2 separate regions of the Homo sapiens genome follow, and region 1 is linked to region 2. The links are chromatin loops, found by intact Hi-C in ENCODE. Cell type or tissue: natural killer cell. All regions are shown on one strand. Each heading gives the region's core, and the rest is flanking DNA. Links, peaks and the distances in the headings are about the cores only. Region 1 has its middle 81 kb from the start of DMAC1. Region 2 has its middle 180 kb from the start of DMAC1.

The links. Peaks named below come from ENCODE experiments on the same cell type or tissue, not always from the same donor. Only the 100,000 strongest peaks of a DNase experiment are listed, where the experiment ranks them.
Region 1: a loop joins it to region 2, with 12 times the contacts of the local background. A loop is called at or near these places in 3 of 110 quality-filtered maps.

The regions. Positions count from the first base shown.
Region 1 is chr9:7,872,400-7,888,898 of GRCh38, forward strand. No RefSeq gene overlaps it. Among named protein-coding and RNA genes, the nearest start is that of DMAC1, 81 kb to the left of the region's middle. RefSeq lists enhancers at 7,227-7,727, 7,728-8,228. In natural killer cell, for the core only: no CTCF peak of the experiment used is centred there; DNase peaks (open chromatin) are centred at 7,352 and 7,682.
Region 2 is chr9:7,967,595-7,984,093 of GRCh38, forward strand. No RefSeq gene overlaps it. Among named protein-coding and RNA genes, the nearest start is that of DMAC1, 180 kb to the left of the region's middle. RefSeq lists an enhancer at 9,157-9,266. In natural killer cell, for the core only: no CTCF peak of the experiment used is centred there; DNase peaks (open chromatin) are centred at 7,217 and 8,967; H3K27ac peaks cover 3,159 bases.

The DNA.
Region 1 (16,499 bases), core at 3,152-11,151, 97 kb before region 2:
TGCCAGATCCTAAGGGTTCTCAGGCCTGTCTGTGAACACCTTCAAGTTAGGTGTCTTACTGGGTGACAGACCAGGCTTAGGGAGATAAGCACTCAGAATTGAGAGAGTAAATATGTTATGAATTCAAGCAGCCAAACATGGAAATATTATCTCAGAAACATCAGTAAGTGAGAACTTGGGAAGATGTCTTTGCAATGCCTACCACCATGCTGTACAATTCCACACAAAACAAATGACTGCCCTTCTCAATGTTTATAGAAGGAGCTCGTTCTTTTACAAGGAATATGGGGAAGAACTGATTAACAGGAAACAGTTGACCTCTCTACTGGAATCTTAGATATTCCTTTTGATTCCAGAATCTGTAATGTTTCGTACATCTTATCACCAAACCAATATCAAAATGGGGAAATAAACATGCACTGAAAGATTTTTACAAATCAGAAACGTTTATGTTGTTTATATAATTTAATCTCTATAATAATCTTGGTTAGAATGTATTATGCTTATTTACAAATGTGCACCCGGTAGCTCTGGAATCTAAGTAATGTACTCAAGGGCACCTGGTTGATGGGTTGTAAGGGTGACAGCCACTGCAGCACAAGCTCCACAGACTTTGTTTTCTGTATCGTGCTCTCTCTGTAATCACAATTAAAGGATCTAGTTCACCTTCTTTTGATATTGTTTATTTCTATGTTTTTTTTTTCTGTATGTTTGGTTTTGATCATGGGACTATTGGTTTCAGATTATCTTGCAGGGCCGCAAACTATGAATACCAGTGTCAAAAGGTACATATCTATCTAGTAACTCCCTTCTGGACTCTTTCTTAAAGCTTTGATTTCATGAAAGAAGGAGCACCCTTCAAGACATTTTACTGTTACAGGTTTGCACAAACCAAAACAAATCGTTTGGAATCTTAGTTTGAAGACTGACTACCTTAAGAGCCAGTGTCCATTATCACTTGAATTAAATTACGTTTCTCCACAAGACAAACACTTTTGTCTAAAAAGAGTAATGTGGTGTGTAGCTCAGTGAATACTTCACTCCATTCTAACAATGTGTTTAAATTCTTCCATCTTCCATTATTCAGGACCAAAATATCCTCTCAGCAGATTATCTAAACTATCATTTCCTTCTATCTTTCTAATATTTGCTCATCTTACTACTCTTTCTGTAGTTGGGGCTGCTTGGATGTCAGTAAAAAACCCAACTCCAATCCATTCAGACAAAAAATGGAGCTATTTTAAGGATACATCTGTCCCCCTGGGTATGGAATTGGGAGATTCACTGACAGCTTCCCTCTTGGTCTTTTTCACAAGCTGCATAATCTCTCTCTTCTATGCTTCTATCTGTTCATCTCCTCCACCATCCTTTCTGTGAGTAGCTTCCTTTTCTGTCTTTTTTATTTTTATCTTTATTCATTTATTTTTTGGAGATGGTCTTGCTCTGTCACCCAGGCTGAAGTGCAGTGGTGCGATCTCAGCTCACTGAAACCTCCACCTCCCAGGTTCAAGCGATTCTTGTGCTTCAGCCTCCCAAGTAGCTGGGATTACAGGCATGTGCCACCATGCCTGGCTAATTGTTTTGTATTTTTAATAGAGGGGGGGATTTTGCCATGTTGGCCAGGCTGGTCTTGAACTCACGACCTCAGGTGACCCACACGCCTTGGCCTCCCAAAATGCTGGGATTACAGGCGTGAGCCATTGTGCCTGGCCAGTAGCTCCCTTTTTTAGAAAACTTTTTTAAAAATTATTTTCTAAAATAACTAATTGTTGGAGTCTGACCAGCATTAGCTGGTTAAGGGGAAGTGTTTCTTCACTGTTTCGTAGTATATCTAGTAAATGAGAAAGTCAGTGTCAAATGTCAGCACAGATTTTTCTAAAATCGTGTTAATTTCTTCATGACAGAGTACAGAGTGAAAAAAATTGATTTGCCCATCAAGAAAGCTATGTTAAATTTTCAGTAGATCCAGATGTGCCACCCCTAAACCCCTGCGAACATCTTTTCCACTTATTCAGCTTTCTGGGCATTACCAAAGCAGTCCCTATTCAAGCAATGTAAATAGGTAGCTGTGGTCACCAAGCACCTGCTCCAGCTCTAACTGGCCAGGTAAGCTCACCAAGGTCAGAACCAGGAGGAGTTTAAGGAAAGCATAAGATAAACATTAAGAGTAGCATTTCAATGACAGAAATACACTATTAGTATTACTGAAGTTCTGATATTGCCAAATAGAAATAGTTGGGGAATGATCCTCCAGGCATCGGCTCTAAGAGTCTTGAACTTAGTGGGAGCTTGCTTTGGTACTGTCTGTGTTTGCTGAGCCAGGCAACTGAAGGGGTGCCTTGGGCACTTGGCAGAGATGTCAGTTTGGATGTGTCTGGCACTTAGGGTCCTTCAGTTTAGTCACAGGGCACTCTCCAGTGCATTGCAGCTGTCCTTGAAGTTTTTCAATTTGAAAAAGTGCTCAGCAGGAAAGAGGTATTACCTTCTAATGGATGGGGTTGGGAAACAGGATGACATATTTAGCTGACCTGATTGTCATAGCCAAGTAGAAAGATGCTGCTTCCTGATAAAAATAAGTGCTCACTCTGGCCAGAGATTGCTTCACAGAGTATACTGTTTCATGGTCGTCTAGTGGAATATCAAGAAAGGCCTTGTAGGCACTCTTGAAAGGATACTAGTGTTTGGGAGATCTACACAGTAGGAGCTAAAATGCTCATCCATTAGGAAGTGGAGCCACTCCTCTGTAGTATGAAATGGAATCTCAAAGGTACTTAGGTTGGCCAGTGCTTTCATACTGTAGAGGTAATTGTTGCTGTATTGATTTTCCCAGGTCGTCTGCTCTAGCAAACTGCCATCTTAATCTGCAAGAGCTTGAGTTAATGCTTTACATTCTGTTTCCTAGAGAGTTGAGTGTCGATTTCCTCCTTCAGGAACCTGGGTATTTTCTCCCACAGTGCATGAGGTACTTTTAAAGATTTCATTTCAAAGTGCTCAACTGTCTTGTCATAAATGAATACATTTAACAGCATAAGCATCAGATGTCATTATCAGTATGATAGTCCCTCAGTCAACCAGTTTCTTGTTTTCCCCAGAGCTTGCCTCCTTATTCCTGCCCTCATCAAGGCAATGACTCCAGGCTCCACTGCCATTTCTTAAGAAGGACATCCAAGGCAAGACTTGTCTGAAAATATGGAGACGAAAGTGACAGGGTGGAGAGTCTGGGAGAAAAAAGATATGTCTTACTGCTTCTGATATGGTTTGGCTCTGTCCCCACCCAAATCTCATCTTGAATTATAATCCCCACCATCCCCACATGTTAAGGGAGGAACCCTGTGGGAGGTGATTGGATCATGGTGGCAGTTTTCCCCTTGCTGTTTTCATGATAGTGAGTGAGTTCTCACAAGTTCTGATGGTTTTATAAGTGTTTGATAGTTCCTTCTGTGTCCATTCTCCTTCCTGCCACCTTGTGAAGAAGGTGTCTTGGTTTCCCTTTGCCTTCTGCCATAATTGTAAGTTTCCTTAGGCCTCCCAGCCATGTAGACCTGTGAGTCCATTAAACCTCTTTCCTTTATAAATTACATAGTCTTGAATATGTCTTTATAGCAGTGTGACAATGGACTAATACAGTAAATTGGTACTGGTTGAGTGGGGTACTGCTATAAAGATACTTGAAAATGTGGAAGTGACTTTGGAACTGGGTAATAGGCAGAGGTTGGAACAGTTTGGAGGGCTCAGAAGAAGACAGGAAGATTTGGGAAAGTTTGGAACTTCCTAGAGACTTGTTGAATGGTTTTGACCAAAATGCTTATAGTAATATGGGCAATGAAGTTGAGGCTGAAGTGGTCTCAGATGGAAATGAGAAACTCATTGGGATCTGGAGCAAAGATCACTCTTGCTTTGCTTCAGCAAAGAGATTGGCAGTATTTTGCCCCTGCCCTAGAGATCTGTGGACCTTTAAACTTGAGAAAAATGATTTAGGTATCTGGTGGAAAAGAATTTCTAAGCAGCAAAGGGTTCAAAACGTGACCTAGGTGCTCTTAAAAGCATTCAATTTTATGCATTCACAAAGAGATGGTTTTAAATTGGAACTTATGTTTGAAAGGGAAGCAGAGCACAAAAGTTTGGAAAATTTGTAGCCTGATGATATGATAGAAAAAAAAATCCATTTTCTAGGGAGAAATTCAAGTCAGCTGCAGAAATTTGCATAAGTAATGAGGAGCTGAATTTTAATCACCAAGACAATGGGGAAAATATCTTCAGGGCATGTCAGAGATCTTGGCAGCAGCCCCTTTTATGACAGGCCTGGAGGTCTAGGAGGAAAAATGATTTCAGAGGCCAGGCCCAGGGCCCCCTACTCTGTGCATCCTCAGCACATGGAACCCTGCATTCCAGCTGTTTCAGCTTCAGTCGTGGTTAAAAGGGGCCAAGGTATAGCTTGAGCCATGGCTTCAGAGGGTGCAAGCCCTAACCCTTGGTATCTTCCATGTGATGTTGAGCCTGCAGATGCACAGAAGTCAAGAATTGAGGTTTGGGAACCTCCGACTAGTTGTCAGAGGATGTATGGAAATGCCTAGATGTCTAGGCAGAAGTTGGCAGCAGGAGCCGATCCCTCATGGGAAACCTCTGCTAGGGCAGTGTGAAAGGGAAATGTGGGGTTGGAACCCCCACACAGAGGCCCTACTGGGGCACTGCCTAGTGGAGCTTTGAGAAGACAGCCACATCCTCCAGACCCCAGAATGGTAGATCCACTGACAATTTGCACCATGCACCTGGAAAAGCTGCAGACACTCAATGCTAGCCTGTGAAAGTAGCTGGGAGGAGGGCTGTACCCTGCAAAGCCACAGGGACAAAGCTGCCCAGGGCCATGGGAGCTCACTTTTTGCATCAGCATGATCTGAATGTGGGACATGAAGACAAAGGAGATCATTTCAGAGCTTTAAAATTTAATGGCTGCCTTGCTGGGTTGTGGGCCTGCATGGGGCCGGTCACCCTTTTGTTTTAGCCAATTTCTCCCATTTGTGATGGGAGCACTTATCCAACACCTGTCTCCCATTCTATCTTGGAAGTAACTAACTTGCTTTTGATTTAACAGGTTCATAGGTGGAAGGGGCTTGCCTTGTCTCAGATGACACTTTGAACTTGGACTTAGAGGTTAAAGCTGGAATGAGTTAAGACTTTGGGGGGCTGCTGGGAAGGCATGATTGTGTTTTGAAATACAGGACATGAGATTTGTGAGGGGCCAGGTGTGGAATGATATTGTTTGGTTGTGTCCCCATGCAAATCTCATCTTGAATTGTAATCCCCTTAATCCACAGGTGTCAAGGGAAGAACCTTTAGGTTGGATCCCTTTAGGATGGATCACCTTTAGGATGGATCATGGGGGCGGTTTCTCCTTTGCTGTTCTTGTGATGGTGAGTGAGTTCTCACAAGATCTGATGTTTTTTTAAGGGTCTCTTCCTCTTTTACTCTACACACTTTTTTCTCTCGCCTGACACCCGGTAGGATGTTCCTCTTCCCCTTCCTCCACGATTGTAAGTTTCCTGAAGCCTCCCCCATCATACAGAACTGTGAATCAATTAAAACTTTTTCCTTTATAAATTACCCAGACATGGGTATGTCATTATAGCAGTGTGAAATACATCTTCCCCCTGACAAGAGACAGAGGCAGCAATACAGCAAGGATTGCAGGCATTAACTTCCTCCTCAAGGGTCAGGGCTTCTCTTTCCCCACAAGTTTGGTGTGTTTTGGCTTGCCATAAATGCACTCTGCTCTTTCAGCTTGTTTTTCCAGAATGAATCATTATAGCGGGATTTGTGTTTTTCCTGGTTTAATTTCTCAGTGGAGAGAATCCGATTAGCTCCGCTCAGCCTAGCAATGGGTTTCCCTTAGGTCAAGAGCTTGCCCTTAATCAGTTGTGGACAGATTACAACATCAGGGTACCATGGACACTTGGTAGAGAAAACTCCAGGAGTGGGGAAAAGGACTGAAATTAGTGAAATGAGGTCTCTGATTTATCTACATTAATTAAATTTCTCTGATAGAAATGATCAAAAAATTAAAAAGCATAAAACCCAAATCTCATTTATAAGTGACTCCAGTGATTTATCGGTTAGTTATGGAAGTATGCTGACTATATAACATAGCACCTTACCTGAAGAAAACAGCTCTTTTGGATTTGTTTTTACTGATTTTCATCATGTCAAAGAGTGTGATAAGTTTTGGGAAATTTAATAAAGGTATGTTAGTGAGAACAATGTGTTCCTGTCAGCCATAGTCCCTTAATAAGGATCTTGAAACAAAATTTCTTTAATATCTGAGTTACAAGGAAATGTGTATTTCTTCTAACTGTGTTGACTTTATAATGTGGACATTTCCCCTCTTAAAAATGATTGTTTTTTTCCCTTCCTTTGGCTCCTAGGAAGCTCAGAACCAACTTTGTAGACCACTTACAGCAAGTGTATAGTATCTTAAGATGTGCATTCCTGTTGGCTCATCTTCCATATGGCTTTATTTTATATTTCTCTCATTGTGCCCATTTTCCATGTGTAATCTCTTCTCTCACTGACTCAGATGGTCCCTGTCATGTCCCCAGCAACTTCAGTTCCAAAGACACCCTCAAGGCCTTACTCCATCCACAGGGAAGGAGAGCTCTAAAATAGTTCAAAGTGAAAATGGAATTCTTAGGCTACCTAAATTAGGTTGCCATATTGTTTGTAGAAAGGTGGAGTTTTAATGAGAGGACTAACCAAATTAGAGCCCAAACAAAATCAGAGACATTTCTCCCACATCATTTTAATTTCCTCATTTTCTCTTATCTTCCTCTCTTGTCTCCCGAGAATTGGTATGGTGAATCAAGGGCTGGAAATGACTTCTGTTTGGGAGGTACCCTGCATTGGACAGCCAAGTAGAAATCTGAACAGGATTTAGAGAAAAGGAAGGTTAGATCAGCTGCTCATGCTAGTTTCTGGACTCTCCTTTAAAAGGAGCCAGGGTTACTTGGTGCACACCATAACTCCAGTTATGCTCACCAGCTTGATTGGGGCAAAGCTCTAACTAGAAAAGAAGAAACTGTGCAAGCTTGAAGCGTGCCTTGTACCTCTGATCCTCAGGCCCTCATGGTGGTGCCAGGCAACTGGAGCAAGTATTTGGATCCCCACTGCAGAGAACATGTATAAAAGCCACAATTTCTGATGGGCAGGGCCAAGATGGCCAACTAGAAGCAGTTGTGATCAGAGGCTCCCAACAAAAAGAACCATAACAGCATGTGAATCCTGTAACAACAACTGAGGTATCCAGGTTCTGTCATCACAAATGACTAGGCAGCTGGCATGACTCATGGAGAGGAAGGAAGAGCAGTGTGGTGTGACTGCCAACCTGAGAACCACATGGGGCAGGGATGCCCCCACCCCCCAGCCAAGGGAGGCAGTGAGTGAGTGTGCTACCCAGCCTGGGAAAAAGTGCTTTTTCCATAGAACTGTGCAACCCACGGATTGGAAGATCCCACTCATGAGCTCACACCACCCGGGCCTAGGGGTCTCAACCATGGAGTTGTGCAGATTCTCAACAGCCATTAAGCTAGAATCTGCTTAAGCCTGCTGAGCTCCCGGGGGAGGGGTGACCAGCACCACAGCTGCGGCTGCCTTCTGTCTAAGCCGTTTGAGCTCCTTGGGGGAGGTGTGACAGCCAACACTGGGTCTGATCAAAGCCTAACACACTAAGCTCCTAGGGTGGGGGAAGGGCAGCAACCCTCTCTGTAGCTTCAGGCTGTGCTTTTCCCCTGCTGGAGCCAGGGAGGCTAGACGGCTTACTCCCAAGAGGTATCCCCTACAGTCCAACACACCTGCTGTGGCAGATTGCAGGGTGCCTCTTCAGGCCTGACCTTGACCCATCCCTCCTTACTGGGTGGGACCTCCCAGCAGAAACTCCGAAAACTCCAGCCAGGGGCTCAGGTACAGAACTCTGGTCTCCCTGGGCCTGAGCCCCTAGGGAGAGGGGTGGCCACAGTCTCCACAGACCAGCAGACTTAGTCTTTCCTCCTGCTAGTTCTGAGAAATCTGGGCAGCACAGACGAATGGGTTTCCCCCCAGCAAAGCACACCCCCTCCACCAAGCGACAGTCAAAGTGCTTTGTTAAATGGTTCCTGCTCCCCATGCCACCCAACTGGGTGAGACCCTCCAACATGGTTTGTCAGACACCCTATACAGGAGTGTTCCCACTAGTATTAGGTCAGTTCCCCTCAAGGTGAGAGATCTCAGAGAAAGGAGCAGGCATCCATCTTTGCTGTTCTCCAGCCTCCTCAAGTGACATCTCCAGGTATGGTAGTGAACCAGATGAATAGGGCCTGAAGTGAATCACCAGCAAACCACAGCAGCCCTACAGAAGAGGGACCTGACCATTGCAAGAAAAACAAACAAACAGAAAGCAACAACAACAGCATCAACAGAAAAAAGTCCCTACAAAAACCCCATCCAAGGGTCAGCAACCTCAAAGATCGATACTAGGCAAACTCATGAAGATGAGAAAGAATCAACAACAATAACAAAATATGCTGAAAACCCAAAAGGCCAGAGTGCCACTTCTCTAAATGATCACAATGCCTCTCCAACAAGGGTGCAGAACTGGACAGAGGATGAGATGGACGAATGGCCAAAAGTAGGCTTCAGAAGGTGGGTAAAAACAAACTCTGCTGAGCTAAAGGAGCATGTTCAAACCCAATGCAAAGAAGGTAAGAACCCTGATAAAAGGTTACAGAAGCTGCCAACTAGAATAACCAGTTTAGAGAGGGACATAAATGACCTGATGGAGCTGAAAAACACAGCACGAGAACTTCATGAAGCATACACATATATCAATAGCTGAATTGACCAAGGAGAAGAAATGATATCAGAGTTTGAAGAACATCTTGCTGTAATAAGGCATGCAGATAAGATTAGAGAAAGAAGAATGAAAAGGAAGGAACAAACCTCTGAGAAGTATGGGCCTACGATTGATTGGAGTACCTGAAAGTGACGGGAAGAGTGAAACCAAGTTGGAAAACACACTTCAGGATATTATCCAGGAGAACTTCCCCAACCTAGCAAGGCAGGCCAACATGCAAATTCAAGAAGTACAAAAACATGACTAAGATACTGCACGAGAAGATCAACCCCAAGACACATAATCATCAGATTCTCCAAGGTCGAAATTAAGGATAAAATGTTAAGGGCAGCCGGAGAGAAAGGCCAGGTCACCTACAAAGGAAAGCCCATCAGACTAACAGTGGACCTCTCAGCAGAAACCCTACAAGCCAGAAGAGAGTGGGGTTCAATTCAACATTCTTAAGGAAGAAAATTTTCAACCCAGAATTTCATATCCAGCCAAACTAAGCTTCATAAGCGAAAGAGAACTAAAATCCTTTCCAGACAAGCAAATGCTGAGGGATTTTGTCACCACCAGGCCTGCCTTGCAAGAGCTCCTGAAGGAAGCACTAAATATGGAAAGGAAAAAAACAGTACCAGCCATTGCAAAAGCACACCAGAATGTAAAGACCAATGATACTATGAAGAAACTGCATCCAGTGTGCAAAATAACCAAATAGCATCATGATGACAGGATCGAATTCACACATGACAATATTAACCTTAAATGTCAATGGACTAAATGCCCCAATTAAAAGACACAGACAGGCAATTTGGGTAACAGTCAAGACCCATTGGTGTGCTGTATTCATGAGACCCATCTCATGTTCAAAGATGCACATAGGCTCAAAATAAAGGGAGGAAGGAAAATTTACTAAGCAAATGGAAAGCAAAAAAAAGCAGGCGCTGCGATCCTAGTCTCTGGCAAAACAGACTTTAAACCAACAAAGATCAAAAAAGACAAAGTAGGGCATTACATAATGGTAAAGGGATCAAATCAACAAGAAGAGCTAACTATTCTAAATATATATGCACCTAATATTGGAGCACGCAGATTAATAAAACAAGTTATTAGAGACTTGAAAAGAGACTTAGACTCCCACACAATAATAGTGGGAGACTTTAATACCCCACTGTCAACATTATACAGATCAACAAAGCAGAATATTAACAAGGATATTCAGGACTTGAACAAGGATATTCAGGACTTGAACTCAGCACTGGATCAAGTGGAACTAATAGACATCTACAGAACTCTCCACCGCAAGTCAACAGAATATACATTCTTCTCGGTGCCACACGGCACTTATTCTAAAATTGACCATATAATTGGAAATAAAACATACCTCAGCAAATGCAAAAGAACTGAAATCATAACAAACAGTTTGTCAGACCACAGGGCAATCAAATTAGAACCGAGGATTAAGAAACTCACTCAAAACCTCACAATTACATGGAAATTGAACAACCCGCTCCTGAATGACTCCTGGGTATATAATGAAATTAAGGTATAAATCAAGAAGTTCTTTGAAAACAATGAGAACAAGAGACAATGTACCAGAATTTCTGGGAGACAGCTAAAGCAGTGTTAAGAGGGAAACTTATAGCACTAAATGCCCATATTAGAAAGCTAGAAAGATGTCAAATCAACACCCTAATATCACAATTAAAAGAGCTCACATAAAGTATAATAATAATAAAATTAAAAAAAAGAGCTAGAGAAGCAAGAGCAAATAAATCCAAAAGCTAGCAGAAGACAAGAAATAACTAAGAGCAGAGCAAAACTGAAGGAGATAAAGACACGAAAAACCCTTCCAAAAAAAAAATCAATGTATCCAGGAGCTGTTTGTTTTTTAAAAATTAACAAAATACTTAGACTGCTAGCTAGACTAATGAAGAAAATAGAAAAGAATCAAATAGACACAATAAAAAATGATAAAGGGGATATCATCACTGACCCCACAGAAATACAAACTATCATCAGAGTATAGTATAAACACCTCTACCCAAGTAAACTAGAAAATCTAGAATAAATGGATAAATTCCTAGACACATACACCCTTCCATGACTAAACCAGGAAGAAGTTGAATCCCTAATAGACCAGTAACAAGTTCTGAAATTGAGGCAGCGATTAATAGCCTACCAACCAAAAAAAACAGCTCAGGGCCAGATGGATTCACAAGCAAATTGTACCAGAGATACAAAGAGGAGCTGGTACCATTCCTTCTGAAACTTTTCCAAACAATTGAAAAGGAGGGCCTCCTCCCTGACTCATTTTATGAGGCCAGCATCACCCTGATACCAAAACCTGGCAGAGACACAACAAAAAAAGAAAACTTCAGGCCAATATCCCTGGTGAACATCGATGTGAAAATCATCAATAAAATACTGGCAAACTGAATCCAGCAGCATATCCGAAAGCTATTCACCATGATCAAGTTGGCTTCATCCCTGGGATGCAAGGCGGTTCAACATATGCAAATCAATAAATGTAATCCATCATGTAAAGAGAACCAATGAAAAAAATCCACATGATCATCTCAATAGCTGCAGGAAAGGCCTTCGATAAAATTGAATATCTCTTCATGTTAAAAACTCTCAATAAGCTAGGTATTGATGGAGCATACCTCACAATAATAGCTATTTATGACAAACACACAGCCAATGTCATACTGAATGGGTAAAAGCTGGATATTCCCTTTGAAAACTGGCACAAGTCAAGGATGCCCTCCCTCACCACTCCTATTCAACACAGTATTGGAAGTTCTGGCCAGGGCAATCAGGCAAGAGAAAGAATTAAAGGCTATTCAAATAGGAAGAAAGGAAGCCAAATTACCTCTGTTTACAGATGACATGTTTGTATATTTAGAAAACCCCATCATCTCAGGCCAAAAACTCCTTAAACTGATAAGAAACTTCACTAAAGTCTCAAGATACAAAATCAATGTGCAAAAATCACAAGCATTCCTGTACACCAAAAATAGACAAGGAGTGAGCAAAATCATGAATGAATTCCCATCCACAATTGCTACAGAGAGAATAAAATACCTAGGAATGCAGCTAACAAGGGAAGTGAAGGATCTCTTCAAGGAGAACTATAAACCACTACTCAAAGAAATAAGAAGAGGACAACAAACAAATGGAAAAACATTCCATTCTCATGGATAGGAAGAACCAATATCATGAAAATGGCCATACCGCCCAAAGTAATTTGTAGATTCAATGCTGGTCAAACTACCATTGACAGTCTTCACAGAATTAGGACAAACTACATTAAATTTTATATGGAACCAAAAAGAAGCCCATATAGCCAGGACAATCCTAATCAAAAAGAACAAAGCTGGAGGCATCACGCTACCTGACTTGAACACTCACCAAAACATCATGGTACTGGTACCAAAACAGACATATAGACCAATGGAACAGAACAGAGACCTCAGAAATAATGCCACACATCTACAACCATCTGATCTTCAACAAACCTGACAAAAACAAGCAATGGGGAAAGGATTCCCTATTTAATAAATGGTGCTGTGAAAACTGGCTAACCATGTGCAGAAAACTGAAACTGGACTCCTTCCTTACACCATACACAAAATTAACTCAAGATAGATTAAAGACTTAAATGTAAAACCCAAAACCATAATAACCCTAGAAGAAAACTTAGACAATACCATTTAGGAGGTAGGCATGGGCAAAGACTTCATGACTAAAATGCCAAAAGCAATTGCAACAAAAGCCAAAATTGCCAAGTGGGATCTAATTAAACTAAAGAGCCTCTGTACAACAAAAGATACTATCATCAGGGTGAACAGGCTACCTACAGAACGGGAGAAAATTTTTGCAATCTACCCATCTGACGAAGGTCTAATACCCAGAATCTACAAGGAACTTAAACAAATTTACAAGAGAAAAACAACTCCATCAAAAAATAGGCAAAGGTTATGAACAGTCACTTCTCAAAAGAAGACATTTATGCATCCAACAAAGATATGAAAAAAAGCTAAGCATCACTGATCATTAGAGAAATGCAAATCACAACCACAGTGAGACACCATCTCACACCAGTCAAAATGTCAATTATTAAAAAGTCAAGAAACAATAGATGCTGGCAAGGCTATGGAGAAATTGAAACACTTTTATACTGTTGGTGGGAACGTAAATTAGTTTAACCATTGTGGAAGAGAGTATGGCAATTCCTCAAGGATCTTAGAACCAGAAATACCATTTGACCCAGCAATTCCATTACTGGGTATATACCCAGAGGAATATAAATCATTCTACTATAGAGACATGCACAAGTATGTTTATTGCACCACTATTAATAGCAAAGGCTTGGAACCAACCCAAATGCCCATCAACCATAGACTGGATAAAGAAAATGTGGTACATATACACCATGGAATACTATGCAACTATAAAAAATAATGAAATTATGTCCTTTACAGGGACATGGATGAAGCTGGAAGCCATCATCCTCAGCAAACCAACACAGGAACAGGAAACCAAACACTGCATGTTCTCACTCATGAGTGGGAGTTGAACAGTGATAACACATGGACACAGGCAGGGGAACGACACACACCAGGGCCAGTCAGAGGGTGGAGGCTGAGGGGAGGGAAAGCATTAGGACAAATAGCTAATGCATGCAGGGCTTAAAACCTAGGTGACAAGTTGATAGGTGCAGCAAACCACCATGGCACACGTATACCTATGTAACAAACCTACATGTTCTGCAATTGTATCCCAGAACTTCAAGTAAAATAAAACAAAAACCCACAATTCCCTTATCTATTTATCTAATCCTGTTAGATTGCATTTACTTTTACAAACAGCCTCAAATTCCTTGGTGAGAAAAACATGACATGTACACATGAATGAAAGAATAGAGGACCCTGATGAAAATGCAGGTAGAATAAGCCCTGTTGATGCCAATGCTCTCCCACGTGGTGGTCTGTCACAATGCCTGAAATCCTGGCATTAGAGATCCTTCTTTGAAATGAGTTACTTTCTCCAAAACTCACGGTCAAAATGAGCACATTTTCTCCCTTCAACACATTGGTGATTTATAATTGTACCTTTAAATACTTTTTAAGCTGAAGGCCCTTTACAAATTTAAGGAATTCTATTATCAGTGCCATAATTTTGATTAATGTAGATTAGATTATCGGTATCTTGGAAATCAAAAGGAAGGACCCTGGCACACTAGGGTGGAGAGCAGATAAATCTTATAAGCTTCATTAATGAAGCTCAAAGGGAAACCTGGGAATGATTGAGACAAGTTGTTCATATGTTCCTGGTATAGAGCAAGCTGTGGGGTAATGAGGCCATTCAGACGGGAAGATCACCTCTCCACAGGAGGCTAAGTAAGTCATGAGGAGTATGAATCCTAGGGCCAGATTTTCCGGTTCAAATCCTGGGTCTGCCACACACTGGCTGCATGATCTTGGGCAAAAGACAACTTTTCTGTGCTATTTTCCCATCAGTGAAATGGAGACAAGAGTAGAATGAGCTTCATAAGGTAGGCTTCAGGACCGAATGAGTTGACATTAGAAAAGTGTTCAGAGCAGTGCCTGGCACATAGTAATACCATGTTGGTTAAATAAAACATGGAAAAAAATAAAGTGGTTCAGAGAAGGGCTGGGTATCATGGAAGTCATGAAATGCTTGTGATTTTAACTCTAATATAAATGTATTTTTCCATTTTAAGAGACATATCTATGAAACAGAAGTATAAGATAAATGAATATTAAAAGTGGGGAGTTTAGTATGCAAGAGTGCATGAATCCAGTGGAAGAGACAGAAAAACAGGTTTTAAAGAAAATGCAGAATTTGATGACAGATGGAGTGATAAGATTTTTTTGTTTGTTTGTTTTTTTAGAAGAACAGGTAAGATAGTTCTTGAATGCCAAGAATTGTGGTTACTCAAGTGCAAGTTCCTGTTGTTTATGGAAAACTGTCCTGGGCCTGTTGTGAGCACAGGTGTTGAATGGATGTTGATGGACGCTTTTAATGAGTGAACAGTGGCAGGACATAGCATTTTAGGACTTAGAGTCTATACCAAACTGCCCAACAGAAACATAATGAGAGTCATAGATGTAATTTAAAATTTTCTAGCAGTCTCATTAAAAAGAAGTAATGAAAGACAGAATCAACTTTAATAATATGTTTTACTTAAATTAATATATCTAAAATATTATTTCAATATGTAATCAAATTTAAGAAATTAATGAAATTTTTTTACTAAATCTTTGAAATATAGCATGTAATTTATACTTCTAGCACAACTTAATTCAGACTAACCACATTTCACATGCTTAATAGATGAATGTGACCAGAAGCTATGGTATTGGACAGAGCAGTGCTGGACCTTCAGTTATTATTAGCCTCTCTCTTGGGGTGCATAGTACCCTTATCTACTAGATTAATACCCAGTTGTTCCATTTTAGTCATCCATGGTTTTCACTCATACATTAAATTCCTACTCTATATTGGACCCTGAATTAAATACTAGCAATTCAAAGATGTACATAAGGAGTATAATTTTATATCCCAAGTAAACTTAACTGGATTAAACTAGTTCTGGCCTGTTCACATTGAATTCAACCAAATTAAACTAGTATAAATATGATCAATTGAAAACTGGATCAAACTGCTTTAAGAAAGCAAGCCATTGCGAACCTGTTTTAACAAGAACAAAAATTTCTGGTTAATTCCCTTGGTTTACAGTTTAATTACACTCTTGAGAAGTTGTTCCAATTTCAACTGGCTCTTGTGTGTGTTGATAATTTAGTTTAATCTAGACTATTTATATTTCAGCCATTTCAAAATAGCTCATAATAGATCCAATAACTTCTTACCAATTCAAAATTGAGTGGTTTGTATATTGGTCATTCCTCACGCTGCTATGAAGAAGTACTCAAGAATGGGTAATTTATAAAGGAAAGAGGTTTAATTGACTCACAGTTCTGCATTGCTGGGGAAACCTCAGGAAACTTACAATCGTGGTAGAAGGCAAAGGAGAAGCAGGCACCTTCTTCATGGGGTAGCAGGATGGATTGAGTGCAAGCAGGGGAAATGCGAGATACCTATAAAACCATCAGATCTCCTGAGATTCACTCATCATGAGAGCAGCATGGGGGAAACTGCCCCTATGATCCAATTACTTCTACCTGGTTCCACCCTTGATGTATGGGGATTATTACAATTGAAAGTGAAATTTGGATGGGGAGACAGAGCCAAACCATATCTGCCTGATTCTAAAATATTAAATATTTTAAGCTACTTATAAACAGGCAAATGTTGCTAGACCCACAATACCATGAGAGATGAAGGCAGAAACCAGGTTATAATAATTGGGCCTGGTAGTTACAGCTACTCTAGCAAGAAACCTAACTTTAGCTTGAACTGGTGGATTATTGTACTAAGATTTCCCAAAACCTCCTGAATAAGGGAATGCTTATTCCCAGAAAGAGGGACAAACATGAAACATTGAGCTAAGGTCAAATAACCTTAATAGTAAGTTCATGTCATAGTTGGCAAGTGGATGCTAAGTGACTCCTGACACTTAGGACTATACACAACAAGTGAATGGGGAGAG
Region 2 (16,499 bases), core at 4,877-12,876:
TGAGGTGACTAGAAAGTCTCTTAGTCAACAGGAAGTAAGCTTATGAAGTTCCTCTGCCCTAGACATGGTATAAGGATGCTCAGAACTTTCACCACGGACCTGAGAAGCAGTGTAGCTATAGCCCAGAGAGCAGGGGCTTACAAGTCTTTTCAGTGTGAATAGAAAAGTGTAATGACCATGTCTTTTATTTTCTATGTTTTGATCCTTTGACACCTAGGCCCTTGCTGACCCTGAAGGAACTATCCCAACTAGGGCTGGCCAATTCCTAAAGATAGTAAAAACCTTGCCAGCTCAACTAGCAGGCTTTTAAAATGCAAACCAACCAATCCAGATCCCACATTCCTAACCACCTCCTTTTAAAGGTGGTTAGGAATGTGGGCTCTGGATTGATCTCACATTCTGAGACACTATTCACCTGAACTAATTACCCCAGGGCCAGGTACTAGATAACTAGGGACAGCCCTGACACACCAGAGTCCACTGAAATCATTCAAACTGGCCAATCCTAAACCTGTTTAACCTGCCTTACCTGTTTCTTCCAACGGAAACCACAATAAAGTATCTTGCTCACAATTCCTTTCTCTCCCTCTGCCTCCTGACTAACCCTGGTGATTCCCCATGTGTCCCCTCGCACCATAGCATGATGTGCTCCTCCTCTTGGGATCTGTGAGTATAACAAATTATCTCATCAATGTCAATCATCTCCTGATCTGTTGGCCTTATCCTACCTCAATAATAAATATAATATAGGCATAATAAAACCTCTATTAAAAAGGGAGTGAATTGTAGGTCAATAAGCAGAAATCAGAAGGAATATTAAGGGCAGTGGGTAGACAAAAGCAGACAACCAGTTACTCTTTTCCACTAATGCATTGCGCTACAAGAGCCTTCCAAAACTCAGACACAATTGGGAAAGGAAGGAAACACCTTGAGTTGATGGAGAAAACACTAAAGTCAATGAGATAATCCCAAATTGATTATGGAGAAGCTGAGACAAATCTGAACTGGCTGAGAATTAGTTTTTAGTTTTTTTAGTTTTAGTTCTACATTCTCCACTCACCAGAAAGCAGAAATTATTTTAAGTTAAAGTAAATAACATTATATTTCCTGTGCCTATGAACTTGTAGACTGCAATTGGGATACGAGTATGGATGGAAGAAAGATTTGGTAAATAAGTAAAGAACATAATTCATTGCACCAGAGCAGATGTTGGCAAACTATAGGCCACAGGCCAAGTTCAACCTGTTTTTGCAAATAAAGTTTTGTTGGAACAGAGCTACAACTATTCATTTACATGTTATCGATGGTTGCTTTCCAGCTACAAAGACAAGTTGAGTAGTTACGACAGAGACCATATGTCCTGCAAAGCTTAAAATGTTTACTATCTAGCCCTTTACAAAAAACTTTTGCCCTGAACTAGAGTACACCAGAGTACAACATCAGCAAAAGCTAAATTATTATTGTGACTGTGCTCTACTGATATACAGTTGTTTAAATTTCTCCTTTTGAGATTGGCCCTAGAATCTGGGGTAAGTAGGCCAGTGGCAGAAATTAAGAGAAATATGAAAAATAGAAACATAAAATAGGCAGGACATATTACAGTTCCTCTCTGTGCTCCTCACATAATCCTTTTCATGTGTTAGGTGTCTATTTAATACTTGATGATTTGATTTTATATCTGGAAAGTGCATGCTTTGAATGATCTGTGGGCATCCCCATCTGTGAATTACAGTGGTTTCATTCCTATCTGTGAATGTAAATGAAAGTAGTTTTAGTAATTAGGTATCTTGGCCAGGCGTGGTGGCTCACGCCTGTAATCCCAACACTTTGGGAGGCTGAGGCTGGCGAATCACCTGAGATCAGGAGTTTGAGACCAGCCTGGCCAATGTGGGGAAACCCCGTCTCTACTAAAAAATATAAAAATTAGCTGGGCATGGTGGCACACGCTTGTAATCACAGCTTTTCGGGAGGCTGAGGCGGGAGAATTGCTTGAACCCTGGAGGCGGAAGTTGCAGTGAGCCGAGATCATGCCACTGCACTCCAGCCTGGGAGATAAGAGTGAAACTCTGTCTAAAAACAAAACAAAACAAAACAAAAGGTAATTAGTTATCTTATCCTCTGAGTCCAAGTTCTCCAAGGAAAAGAGCATAGGTGGTAGGTGGTACAGGTCTTAGTTTTTATTTTGTCACACTTTCTGAATGATTTTTTATAAGTCACCTTGACCAGCACTTCTCAATGGGGGACAGGGGTGGGAATATTTTATCTCTTTGCCCCAAGGGACATTTGACCATGTCCAGAGACATTTTTGGTTTTCACAACTCGGGTAGTGGTACTATAAGCAGGATCTAGGCAGGTGGTGCTAAGGTTTGGACCATAATCCTGAACACTATGATCCTGAATGCTGAAATCCTGAAAGACCAAAATTCCTAAAATCTAAAATCATGAAAATCACAATTCTGAAATGTCAAAATACTGAAAATATAATTCTAGGAAAAAATAACTTTATAAATTTTTTATAAAATTTGCATTTTAAAATGTTGGTTTTACTTACATTTATAAAAGGTGGTTTATTTGAGAAACATAAAATATGACAGAACACTTCATAGGCTGCTTTATACATAAAAGGGACAGTAATAACATGTATATTTTTGCAAGTATAAACACTCCAGCATGCTAGCAACAGTAGCATGAGTATAACAGTTATAAGCAGATGAATTTAAGAATAGCCTATATAACTGCAGTCATCTGAAAAACCATGACAGACAACCTAAGACTTTTGATGAGACTAATCAAAAACTGAGATGAGTCAGGACCACATAGGCAGATGCTCAAAGAGCCAAGATCTTGGGGCATTTTATCTTTCACGAATGCAGATGTTCAAAAAGAACGTCCCTTCATTGATTGAGGAAATTGTAAAGTTTTTACATATACACACAATACAAACACACTATATCAATGTTGTTATATTTGTCTAATCAAATTTGCAAAAGATGCATACAAGAAATTAGAACTCTTTAAAAGTCTTTACACAATGTATGCCTCCAATATTGAAAATGATGTGAAGGTAAAATACATAGTATATCGAACTGCAAAAAATAATGCTGACAATTTAAAATAGTGGGGGAAAACACTAAAAAAGAAAACAAAACACTAAAAAGAAAAATTAGCATATGAAAACTGTATATTATAGGGATGGATTATAGGCAAATTGCATAGAGGTCGCTCCTAAGAGCTGGCCAACTTTCCCCATCATTAACTGTATTTTGAAGACTTGCAACACAATAAGTAACTGCTTTCTTCCTCTTAGGGCGTGGTTCTTCTCAGAGAATACATCACATTCATTTTCTACATGGCACTGCTGTTTCTGAAATTTTTTTATAATTCAGTATGAACTGACATAAGCGTTTTCTATTACATTTTCCCATATTCTGTGCCATACTTCTACGTTGTTCTGGGCTCAAGGAAATTCATTTTACATGTGCTCATATATAGACCACAAATTTGGCAGAAACAATACTGGTGATGGAACAGCAACACTGTTGCATAAGTGACTTCTTATCCTACCATGCACATAATTATTTTCTAACCAGCCAGTAACTTCACTGGCTTCTTCAGGAAAATGCAGCTTTAATTCATTAAAAGCTCCTGGAATGTCATCAGCTGGAAGGGTTGCCAATGCTGGCAAATGACTCATTTTTAAACTGAAGTTTTCCTTATTGTCATATCATGTGGCCAATCCATTCATCTGAATTTTCTGTTAAATGCATTGGGCTGAATGAAAAAGCAAAATTTATTGGTTAACAACTTGAAATGTTCTTTTAGAAGCCTTGATCACACTTAATTTCAAGTCTGTCATTATAGTTTGGGGATTCAATCAGCTGTTAGGGATTTTAGACTTTAGGGGTTTATACTTTAGGGGTTTCGATCTTTCAGGATTTCAACATTTGGCATTATGACATTCAGCATTGTGTCTTTGGGATTATGATTGGCACTGGATGGGCTATAAGTGAGTTGAGACGAGAGACATTGCAAAACATCTGATAGGGCACAGGACAGCCCCTACGATGAAGAATTATCTAGCCCAAAATGTCTACAGTGCTGAGATTGAGAAAGCTGGATTTAGACTCTTTGAGGTTCAGTTTCCTACATGTGTGTATGTATACTCACCTCACCATAGTTCTTGTGAGATAAAATAAGATTGCTATGTGAAAAGTCCCATATAATAAGCATTATCCTCATTATTCAAGATAAATAATAATTTATTCTAAAAATATTCATTGTGAAACACTAAGTATTCCTATCATCTTATTCAATAGGCTACCACCGGCTCTTTTACCAGATTAATTTCATTTTACTGAATAAAGATCAAAATTAAATACATCCTAACCTGTGTTCTCACATCTCAGTGAACACAACTTTATTTTAGTTTTTACCACATTATATTAGTTACACATCTCTTTATGTAAACTATTTTTCTCCTTGAGAGTATGGATTACACTTCACTTCCCATGGTGCTATTCCAAAGTTGACACTCAGTAAATAGTAGAAGTATTGTTATTTGAAATGTTCAGTTATGAATGGATATGAATTGTTAAAACCATCATATTACTGAAGAAAACCTTCAACTGCAAGTCACTGCAAGCTTGACTTAAGGACCCAAAGAAAAAGAGCAAGAAGTCTGAATCTGGACATTGATTGTCATGGACCCAACAATGTCAGACATGAGATATCAGGACCATCTTCTCTCTGTTTTTTTGCTTTTCCCTTAAGGCTGGCCTTTCACTTCAGTTCTAGGTATCATAATGTACTCAAGATAGAAAGTAGAGGAAAGTGAGAAGTGTTGCTTTGGCTGCACCTATACTTTAATTTCAGAAAACCAAAACTTTCTTAGAAGGTTCCCTGATTCTGTCTACATATCACGAGCTGGCAGTTGGTTACACACAAATCTCTCTCTGCAAAAAGGGCTTAGAGAGTATATGTATTTCCAGTCTCCGTATTGAAATGTTCAGGGGAAAAGGAGCTGATAATGGCTTTTGGGAAGCCATCCATCCCTACAAGCTTTCTTGAGCATTCTGGACATAGTACTCTATTTTGAAATGAATATCGTGTTCATGGAGTTAGGATTTAAAAAGGGGAATTACACATTTTAAAGTGCTTGGAGATCTGAGAGATATTGACATTTTAGTTAAATGTGAAAACTCCCCTGCTGCTTTTTTTTTGAGACAGAGTTTCATGCCCAGGCTGGTCTCAAACTCCTGGGTTCAAGTGATCCTCCTGCCTCAGCCTCCAGAGTAGCTGAGACTACAAGCACATATCAGCATGCCCATCTTCTCCCTCTAATTTTATCTTCCCATTAAATAGAAAATGAGCCTTGAGAGGTTTACTGTCAGGCATAACAAATACCAAGAACACAGAATTGTTTGATGTTATGTTTTTAAAAAGTATCAATATGTTAATAATCTGTTATTTTAAAATAAAGTCAATAATAAAGAGGTAATAGAGGACCTGTGTCATTTAGGAGGACTATAGTATGCAATTCCTTTTCTCATCTGAGAGATAGTTCCTACTGATACAGTATTGTAAGAATATAGTGTCTTTGCTTTGATTATGGACTCTAAAAAGAAAAACTCCTTCTTTCCATGGCTTCAAAGCAGGGCACAGGCAGTCATAAAACTTAGTATCCGCCAGCTGCATCGTCCTACCTGGGACTTCAAGTTCCTTAACAAAAGTAGGAGGAGGGTTTATTCACGGTAGTTGCGTGAGAGTAACCAGTGGCAGGTGGCTCTCCAACAATGGTGGGGTGTCTCTGCCAGGCTGTTCCCTTTAAAAGATCCTTATGTTTACTATGTTCCTTCTGAAACAAAAATTCTTTTCTTTGTTTAAGAAACCAAAATCAGATGTAGGTTTGCAAACAAGGCCGTGATGGATACTGCAACTATTGGTAGATACACATTTTTCTGTTTGCAAAGTTAAATATAGTCAAATAGAGTTTATAAAGTTGAAGGACGAAAACAGATTTGCATCTTACAGGTTTTCTTTTCTACTTGCAAACCGAAAGTAGATTGTTAGTAATAAGATTGTAATAAGATTGTAAGTAGTAAGATTGTTAGTAATAAGTCAACAACAGGCTCCAGAAAAAAATGGAAATATAAATGGTCCCCAATTTGGCATTTTGGAATTTGAGGCTTATATAGTATGAGCAAAATAAACTCCTCCTGCTTCTATGAATTCTTTGCACTTTTTCTCTATAATTCCTTATCAAGCAATGGGTTTGTCTGTTAACCAAGACTATACATAAAATGTATTCCCGTAGTTCCTTTTATTACATTTTTTCTTTGTTGTTACTAGTGGAGAAGCTAACAAGAGCAGAATTTCCTGCCCAACCGTAGCAAATACAGAAAATCAAAAAGAGAAGCTTTGATACAGCCAGTGTAGATACAGCTAGGACGTCATGAATCAGAGCTCCCACACACGATGATAATGGAAACATCTTATCCATATCTGATTTGCTCACATATAGTTATTTAGACAACAAATTTTACATTCCTGGATAGGGAGCCTCCGATTTGATTTCAATCTCATAGTCCAGGTAGGTGTAAAATGACTGCCAAGCCAGCAGACATAAATCTGTATTATCTCATTTTCATCACAGTCTCTGCATTGGGAAAAAAATGTGAGTGAAAAGACATTTTCTCCCACCTTGTTAAGTACACAATTACATAGTTTAAAGAAGATAAGAATTTCAAATTGTTAGAATGATATCATTATTCAAATGATTCCCTGAGAACTTCAAGTATTCCCCTTCCCCCAAATGTAGGCAGGGCAAAATAGAACCAGTAGGAATGAAAAATGTTAATTGTTTCAGGTTCTGTAATTTTGGGTTTAATGACTCAGGCTATGTGCTACTGAGTAAAATACTCATCTGGAGAAAAAGACTGTTGCATGACATATTTCTGATTAAGGACAATTTAAACTAATTCTAAGAAAACTCTTACATACTGCACATGCCATAAAATAAGCAATCCATTTAGAAGCCAAATGAACACATATGAGCAAAGTGGGTGAATTACGGCTGCCTTGGGAGCCTTGGTGTTACTTCTCCTTACGCTTGTAGGCTTAAATGATTGCTGCAGCATAGATATTGACAAATGGATATAGTTACACAGTGAGGCCTCGTGGGTTGACACAAATGCTGGTTGCTGTGAAAATACTCAGCAGTCGGAGGAACAGGAAGTGTCCATGGCTGCATTTGCAAATTTGTTCAGTTGCTCTCAAATTGCTAGCTTTCTGATGTGATCTCTGCTCATTTCCCCCACCCTAGCACCTGCCTCACTCTAGCACCCGTTTATGCCATTGCCCCCAAAAGAAGCCTTGCCATTTGACCAATTGTCCCATGCCCATTTTCAGACACCTCAGAATCTCTTCTCCCATCTCCGCTGTAAACTCAAGTTTCTTAAACCTTTCCAGAGCAAGTCCAGTCCAATCCAATCACATTGTTCCGTTGGGAATATCTTTGCTAATGGCAGCAGTGGGTGGAGAGAGGTCCTTGCCGTTATTTTGTCAATGTGTCTTGATCCTGTCTTTTCCAATTAATGATAAGTTCCTTGATGACAGGACCCATCTCTTTTTCCTCCTTCACTTCCCACAGTGGCCATAGAATAAATATAGACAGTATAGCCTATTAGGGAAAAGTGATTTACACAGAAATGAAGCATTCTTACTTTTTATTTCCAGTTGCCCAAAGACTTAGCAAAGTTGATCCTGCTACCTAATGAGGCATCTCTCATTCCCACAGTCTCTGCCTAGCTCCCCGCATATTAGAAAAATGTGACAATTTACAACTTTGTTGGGGAGCTAGGAACATTCGTTCCTGGAGCAGGTTAAACTGTTAGCAGGGTGGAAACTATTTCTTCAAACTAGATGTAATCTGCAATTCTAGTAAAGCACTTAGCAACAATTCCAGTTGATCCTCACTTGTGAGTTTATATGCGTAATACCCACAAGGGCCGTACCCATGTTTGTTTTGTTTATTTTTGTATCAAAAACCTTAGCCTAGAAACTAGTGCAAAGGAGTCGAAGACCCTGTCCATTCATATATTCAGCAAATACATTGAGCACCCACACACCCACAAAGTGTGTGTCTTTTGTTCACTGCTGTCTTCCCCATACCTAGGGAAGGTAGGGACTGCCTTCTTGGTTAACTTCTGGCTCAAAAAAAGTAAGAGCTAAGAATTAGCAATGCTTACTCTGTGCCTGGCACTTTTTAAAGTATATTACATGTATTTTAGATGTTTAATCTTTATAGTATCCTACAAATTAGGGATTATTAATATCCTTATTTTTACAGATGTGAAAATTCAGACACTTTTCTGCATAAATATGTACATAGTACTTATGTGTTGTAATATACACATTACAATATAGCATATATTTGTCATATAACATAACATGTATATGCACATAAATACATACTATAATACACATAGCATATATTATATGTAATACATATCATATATACATATATACATGTACATATGTTCATGTATTGATATAAACATATATTCACACACATACCCATATAACACTGATAAAAATGAAGTTGCTCTAGTGTAAGCGTGATGGCAAGAAGGGCTGAAATCTGCTGGCCTTTCGTCTTGTCGTCACCCATCCCCTCCATATCCTCTAAGGCACTTTCTCAGAGCCCAGTTTGAAACCACTCATCTAGCCCTTGTCTCTCATTTTACATTTGAAGAAAGTGAGGCTCAGAGAGGGAAAGTGACTTATTTAAGGTCTCACAGCTTCATTAGCTGTGGGCTAAAGGCTGAGCCAAGACTAGAATGCCCCAATTTTCAGATAAAAAAAGCTGAAGCTCAGGGATATTGTCATTTACCCATGAGCTCACAGGCAGGAAGTGGTGAAACTATCATTAAACTACGGTTGGCCTTGTTCTTTTGTGGTTTCATTTCACTAAGCCTCTGACACCCTGACCTCAACTTCCTTCTGTAGATATGTCACCTGGCCTCCTTCAGTCTAAGACACTACACACTGGCCACACACTTTGTCATCCTCATAGACTGACAACCTGCTCTCACATACCCTGCTTTCTTACTGTGTAGGCTCTCTTTTCTTGCTCAGAATGTCCTTCCCCACTTCTTCATGTGCCAACTCCTAGTCATCCTACAAGAACCACATTCACTTTAAGTTTCTTTTGAAGCCTTTTCAGTGTCCCATACCCTGATCCCATTACCTCTTCTATGTATGCAGGGCTTGCTTCATGCTTGTGTAACCCAAGGGCCCTGCATTTGATTTAACACATTTTAAAATTCTTAACAATTTATGAAAAAGGAAACCCATATGTTCATTCTGCCCTGGACCCTGCAAATTATGCAGCCAATCCTGTGTGTGTTTTTTCATGTTGCGTAGACTCTATTACAGTCAGTAACATATTGAGAAAGAGTGTGTGTCTCCTCTGATAGTCTATGAGCTCCTTGAAGCAAGAGGCTTGTCTTAGTCATTGCTGTATCCTCACACCAGACTCTACGGGATGCTCAGGATTCACCTGTTGATCTGTGAGGAAGCCCAAGGCTCAGTTAATGCCCCCCACCCTCCTTCCATAACAGTCTCCTGATTAGGAAACAGTGCTTGACCTCTAGACAATCTGAGTATCCACTCCAGGAAGTGGAACATTGCCTTCCCAATGTTGAAACTGTTAGCACTCAATCATGTTTCAGGAACATATAGAAGGTATGTGCCTATTCTGCTTCAATTGCTTTCCAAAATAAGTATACGAAAGTGGATAGAAAATATTTTAGTTTGATGAAGTAAGAATGTTATGAGGCAAAAGGAACTGACTTATCCCACTGGGTGGGGATTAGGTCTGGAATAAGATTGCACCATGACTAAAATGACTTCTTTAGCCAATGACATTCCTGAAGATTGGATCAGAGTAAAGTTAAACTAACCTACTCAAGGAAGACTTTCCTAAATCAGCCCCTTTGCTGTATAATTTAGTATGGAGAGCTGATTGTGGGTTTTTCTTGTTTCATTGTTTAATACATAGAGGTTTCACATTTCATTTTGAAACAGAAAGAGGGACTGGAAGAGATAAGTTAGTATGAGTGAGGAAAAGATTAGAAGGTAGAGATAGGATCGCAATGCTGTTATCACCTTTGCTTTATTGATAATCTCAGGAAGGACTAGACTGCTAAGAAAGAGGAGCCCAGATTGGAATAAAAGAGACGATGCCAGGATCAGCCTGTGAGAGGATGTCTCACTTAGTACACCTCAAGGATCATGTCAGCTGAGCATCTATACCCCGCGTGATGAATATTGCATACAGACTCTGCCTTCAAGTCATCCCCCATTCGACAAGCATTTATTTAAGGTTCTTACATTCCAGGACTTGTACTAGATGCTAGAAACAAACAGATAAGGAAAACGTAGGAAAATGCTTCTCTCAGGAAGCAATATTGTATATGAGTGGTGAAGAGCTTCAAATCTGGGGCCAAACTGCTGGGTTTGAAATTTGGCTTGGCCACCTACTGGCTGTGAAATCTTGGGCAACTTTCTTAATCACTCTGTGCCTCAGTTTCTTCATCTGTAAAATGAAATAGCCATAGTACTTATTACAAATAGGTAATAATTAGTGAGAATTAATTTGAGTCAATACATAAAAATGACTCAGAATAAAAGACCAGCTAAGAATATATACACACATACTTAGCTACTTATAATCTAGTAGGAAAGATGGGTATGTTATCAGAGGACTTACCATGCAAGACATTTGAAGACAAATCCCTGAAGTCTAGAGTGACACATCACCAATGGCTGATTGAATGCCACTGAGGTCATCAGCAATGGTAATGGAACACCTAAATATGACACCAAATGGACACCATAATAGCCTTAATCTCTGGAAGCTTTCAAATCACACTATATGGTTCTGGAGGCACTTAGACTGTCCACCTTCCATGGATGATTCTGGTTAGAAAGGAGGCAATGGGCAATGGCAAGGAGTGAGGGGAGAGATAGGGAAGTTTGCCTATGGCTCCTCACTACAGGGCCACATGGGAGAAGGCACAGCTAGGACCTCTTCCATTATGTGTATATATGGAAGTAGGGAAGGACTTCCCTTAATCTCTTATCTCTTTGTTACTTTGTGACAGTGCTTCTTTTTTTTTCTCTTTTTCCTTCTTTTTTTTTGAGACTGAGTCCCCCTCTGTTGCCCAGGCAGGAGTGCAGTGGCGTGATCTTGGCTCACTGCAACCTGCCTCCCTGGTTCAAGTGATTCTCTTGCCTTAGCCTCCTGAGTAGCTGGGATTACAGGCACAGGCCACTACGTCCAGCTAATTTCTGTATTTTTAGTAGAGATGGGGTGTCACCATGTTGGCCAGGCTGTTCTCGAACTCCTGACCTCAGGTGATCCTCCTGCCTCAGCCTCCCAAATTGCCAGGATCACATGCATAAGCCACTATGCCAGGCAAATGGTGTTTCTATCTCAATAAATATCAACAACAGACACCGAAAGTCTAAAACAGAAAAAGGTGGAAATTACTTTTCTTTTTTTTTTTTTTTTTGAGATGGAGTCTCACACTGTCGCCCAGGCTAGAGTGCAATGGCGTGATCTCGGCTCACTGCAACCTCGGTTTCCTGGGTTCAAGTGATTCTCCTGCCTCAGCCTCCCAAGTAGCTGGGATTACAGGTGTCTGCCACCATGCCCAGCTAATTTTTTTTGTATTTTTTTAGTAGAGATGGGGTTTCACTATGTTGGCCAGGCTGGTCTCAAACTCCTGACCTCATGATCCTCCTGCCTCGGCCTCCCAAAGTGCTGGGGTTACAGGTGTGAGCCACTGTGGCCAGCCGGAAATTACTTTTAATAAACTTCTCCAGTGGCTCCCTAATGTCAAGCAGCATATGTAATTACATTGGGACAAGCACTGCGTCCTGGAACTAGCCTGAATAGCCACACTGCTATGGCAAGAGGTCATCCTGGTTGGTCAGGCTTCTTCCAAAACATGAGAAATATTGACAGCGGACAGAGTGCCATTGTCTGGCTGTGAAAATGTTTCTGTTGTTTATGAGTTAATCTGAACTGTTCACGAATGAAAATGCCGTTAGTCCTCTGAGTCTGGTTTTTCTTTCTCACCCCTTCACTTTGGAAGACAGCCTGCTTTCCAATGAAATTCACATCCTAGATAAGACCGTTGCTGCACAGGCAAGATAGCAGACATCAAGGCTTACGGGCAATGGAAGTTATGACCAAATCAAAACCACTGCTCTGTGTCCTGTCCAACAGAGATAGGACATTTATATTCATATTTGGCTAAGTTTCTCAATCAGTGATTGATGAACTAAAGCTCATCTTCATAGTAAGGTGATGTAATTTTCCTCTTTGGATGATATTTGCATTGTAAATCTGTTAGAAGGCAGGAATGGCACAGTCTCACTGTGTAATAATATCTCAAAGCAGAGCTATAGTCAGAGGGAATTTTTTTTAATAGAATCTGAGAAATAGTGCATTTCATATAAAATTTTGAAACAGATTGGGTGGGAGAATGCCAGATAACTAGTTATTGCAGGAGTGGGGGGTGATGAACTGTGGAAACGGATTTAGGCTCTTTCAAATCCCCAAGGTTCCCTATGCCAACGTGTGGCTATAATGTGGAAAATACAGCAACAGGGAACCCTGAACACTCAGATCCTAAATGCCTTGCAAATAATCAGATGTGCTTTTTCTAGAAAGCCTCATGATTTTCTTAGCTTAGCTATGAAAATGGATTTCATTTTACTTTTTTCTAAACAAGTCTTTCCACTGAATGGCAACTTTAGTACTCAAAGGCTTCTGTCTTGGCCTCTTCATTGTAATTTTAAATCAGTTTTAACGGGTCAGAATTCTAAGCCGAGAGTCATTATTTGGGAAAAATTTTCTCAAAAATTTTTAGCAAGAAATGGACACATTTTTACTTAATTCTGAAAAACATCTTTTTCTATTTGCCTTGATTAAATTTCTTTTGAGTCTTAAAAATAACATTTACACTGTTGGGCTTGCAAACATTCTGCAGATTTTCTTTGTAACATTTATACATATTACTCCACTGTTTGTTCAGCCACAGAAGTGGCCTTTCTTTGGGCTTTCTCCCCACTTTAGTTTTAGCCAAAAATGAAGTGCTAATCCCACGTGGTGGGCAGACATGTGGCCTGCTCCTCCTAAAAACCTCAGCCACCAGCCAGTGTGATCAGAGGGCTTTAAAATGTCTCTTCAGGCCCAGGTGACAGACTGGGAAGTGGATTGTGAAAAACCAGGAATATCAAACTCTGTTTTTCTCTCCATGTTGGAAAGCATTTGTCCTCTGAGCAGAGGTGAGGAAGGGCCATTTTCTCAGGTCCCTACTAGCAGCATGCCACATTCTGCCTTCATCTTGATGAACATCTGTCTGCCCCTACCTGAAAGTGATTTATTGAAAAAGCCTCAGTGTGTGTGCTTCCAGGAAAATGCAGCTGCTCTACTCCCACACTGCCTTGGTGAAGAGCACCCTCTGCATGGAGCTCACATTATTAATCATTAGAGAAATGCAAATCAAAACAGCAGTGAGATACTATCTCACACCAGCCAGAATGGCTGTTATTAAAAAGTCAGAAAATAACAGATGCTGGCGAGGTTGTGGGGAAAAAGGGGAATGTTTAGATGCTGCTGTTGGGAATGTAAATTAGGTTAGCCATTGGGGAAAGTAGTTTGGTGTTTTCACGAAGAACTTAAAACAGAGCTACCATTTGACTCAGCAACCCCATTACTGGGTATCTACTCAAAGGAATATACACTCTCCTCCTATAAAGATACATGCATGTATATGTTCATCACAGCATTAATAGCAAAGACCTGGGTTCTCAAATTTAAGGGAGAAAGTCCACATAATTGAATGATGCTCCAGTCCTGTGGAAATAGCCTGAGACCACCCAAATGATAGCAAGCAAAGGCTATTTATTTAGAGCTTGCTACAGCATGCTGTCAGCTGCCAGCATTTGTGTTTGACAAAAGATTGACAGGCAGGCAGGGGAGTGGGAAAGCTGTATAGTAAAGGGAAGGCCCCAGGTGCACTCTGATTGGAGTTTGTTAACATGTGAAGCCAAGACACTAACTAGAATAAGGACATCTCATGTGATTGATTAGGGAGCGTACCGGACTTCCTCTGATTGGGCCTGAGTTGGAAGGAGGGAGTTGGAGACAGAGAGATAGAAACTGTCAGTTATTGACCAAGTCTTGACCTTTCTGGACCAGTTGCTGTGGAGGGTGTGGGTTTAGCTTGCTGGGCTTCTTATGTGGATTGGAGTTTATTGTCATATATGGCCTGGCATTGTCCATCTGAGTATTCAGTCTCTCAATTGGTATGAAGGAAATACTGACATGTCATTAAGTGTAGAGCTGTGCTGTTCAGTGCAGCAGCCACCTTGCGTGGCTATTGAGCAACTGAAATGTAGCTGATCAGAAATGAAATGTGCTGTGACCGGGCGCGGTGGCTCAAGCCTGTAATCCCAGCACTTTGGGAGGCCGAGGTGGGCGGATCACGAGGTCAGGAGATCGAGACCATCCTGGCTAACATGGTGAAACCCCATCTGTACTAAAAATACAAAAAAAAAGAAAACCAAAAATTAGCCAGGTGTGGTGGTGGGCGCCTGTAGTCCCAGCTACTCAGGAGGCTGAGGCAGGAGAATGGCGTGATTCCCGGATGTGGAGCTTGCAGTGAGCAGAGATGGCACCACTGCACTCCAGCCTGGGGTGACAGAGCGAGACTCTGTATCAAAAAAAAAAGAATTGAGATATGCTGTAAGTGCACAATATGCATGCATTTCAAAGCTTCTATATAAAAAAGAAAAAAATATCATGAATAGTGTTTTAATATTTAGTACATGTTAAAATGATAATTTGGAGTCTATATTAGATTAAATAAAAATATTAAAATCAATTTCACTTCTTTCCTTTTACTTTTTTTAATGTGGCCAGGAGAAAATTTTAAATTTTATTCGTGGGTCACATTTCTGGCTTGCATTCTATACTGATCGGATAGTGCTGGAAAAGAGGATTGATACATTAAACAAGGGCTGTGGGTGGTGTTTCTCCTGGGAAATCCTTTACAAATCTTCACATAGTATAAATACATTTTCTGTGTAAGAGCAGAGCAACTTATAATGAGAAGGTACTTTTGGGGACCCAAAACCTGAGGATAAAGGAATTACCTGTTCAAAATACTATTGTTTAAAAACTTTATAGGTTTGACTCAACATTATCTTTGGGAAAAGCCCGTATTTGGTTTAGGAAATCTTTTTAGTGTACCTTGTGTTATACGAATAATCAAATAATAGAAGAGAGGGCTTGAATGGAGGAATCTCTTACCCTACCTGGTATTGGAAACTGAAAGTTTGCTTTTCTGAATTGATGAGATTATTGTGGTGTTGCGATTGTTCTCTTTTCTCGAGAAAGGAGCTAGGGGACAAAAACAGGAAGAGGAGGCTGAGACGCAGGGGAAGAGGTTCTGAGGACAAGGGTGGCCCAGCAGCACAGCATGGCAGTCAGATGGGAGCTGAGGAGGGAGCTAGCTCTAGGGGACCCCTTACAGTGGGACTTGAAGAGAAGTGCCAATTAATAACCAATGCTAAGCTCTTCTCCCTTTCTGCCTAATAATTCATTTTTTATATTTTCAAATCTGTAGCAAAGTCAGGCATTGGGATTGGGCTTGGCACTTCCTTGGGGAAAGAAAGAAGAACTGCATCCGCATTTTAAAGGATTGCAGCACATTCATTAAATCCTCCACTTTCTTCCAGCTCCTTTGTAATGCTATTTGTTTCAACACAAGTGTTTAAAATAAGACACACAATTTTAATACCTTTAGACTACCCACTATTGTCTTCCCTGAATCTTTTTCTATTGGCTCAAGAATGCAAAACTGTAGCAAGTCTCAAAGGGTTCATACTGTTGAAAGGTTCGCTGTAGATTAAAAATAGCACCGTAGTTTATCTTCGGCTGCTGGGGTATTGGTTTACTTTTCTCACAGAAACAGGCTTTAATTACGGAGCAAAGAATAAACTGGACTTGATTGCTCCCCGGAAAGACTGACATTTCAGTCTCTCCCACAAAATACTTATTGATGTTGATGTAAGAGGAAGAGAAGAGTCAGAATACAAAAGAGCTTTGTGTTGCCTGCAGTTGGGAGGCATCCTTTGTCTTCCCAACTTAGCAGTTTTGATATGGAAGTCAACACAAGATAAAAAATATAAAGCACAACATTGTCATTTTCACAATCTTTCTTTGTGACTGTACTTCAGAAAACACCCACAGTAAGACAATTGATGTTTTTGAGCTGCTGGAGAAAAAAGGAAAGCAAAGAAAACAGTCAACAAAACTGACCACATTTCAAATTCATACTTAGGAAAATATATTATTTACAATAATTATAGCTGCATTTTCCACAGATGTTGAAACACAGATGATGATTTAACATTCAAAT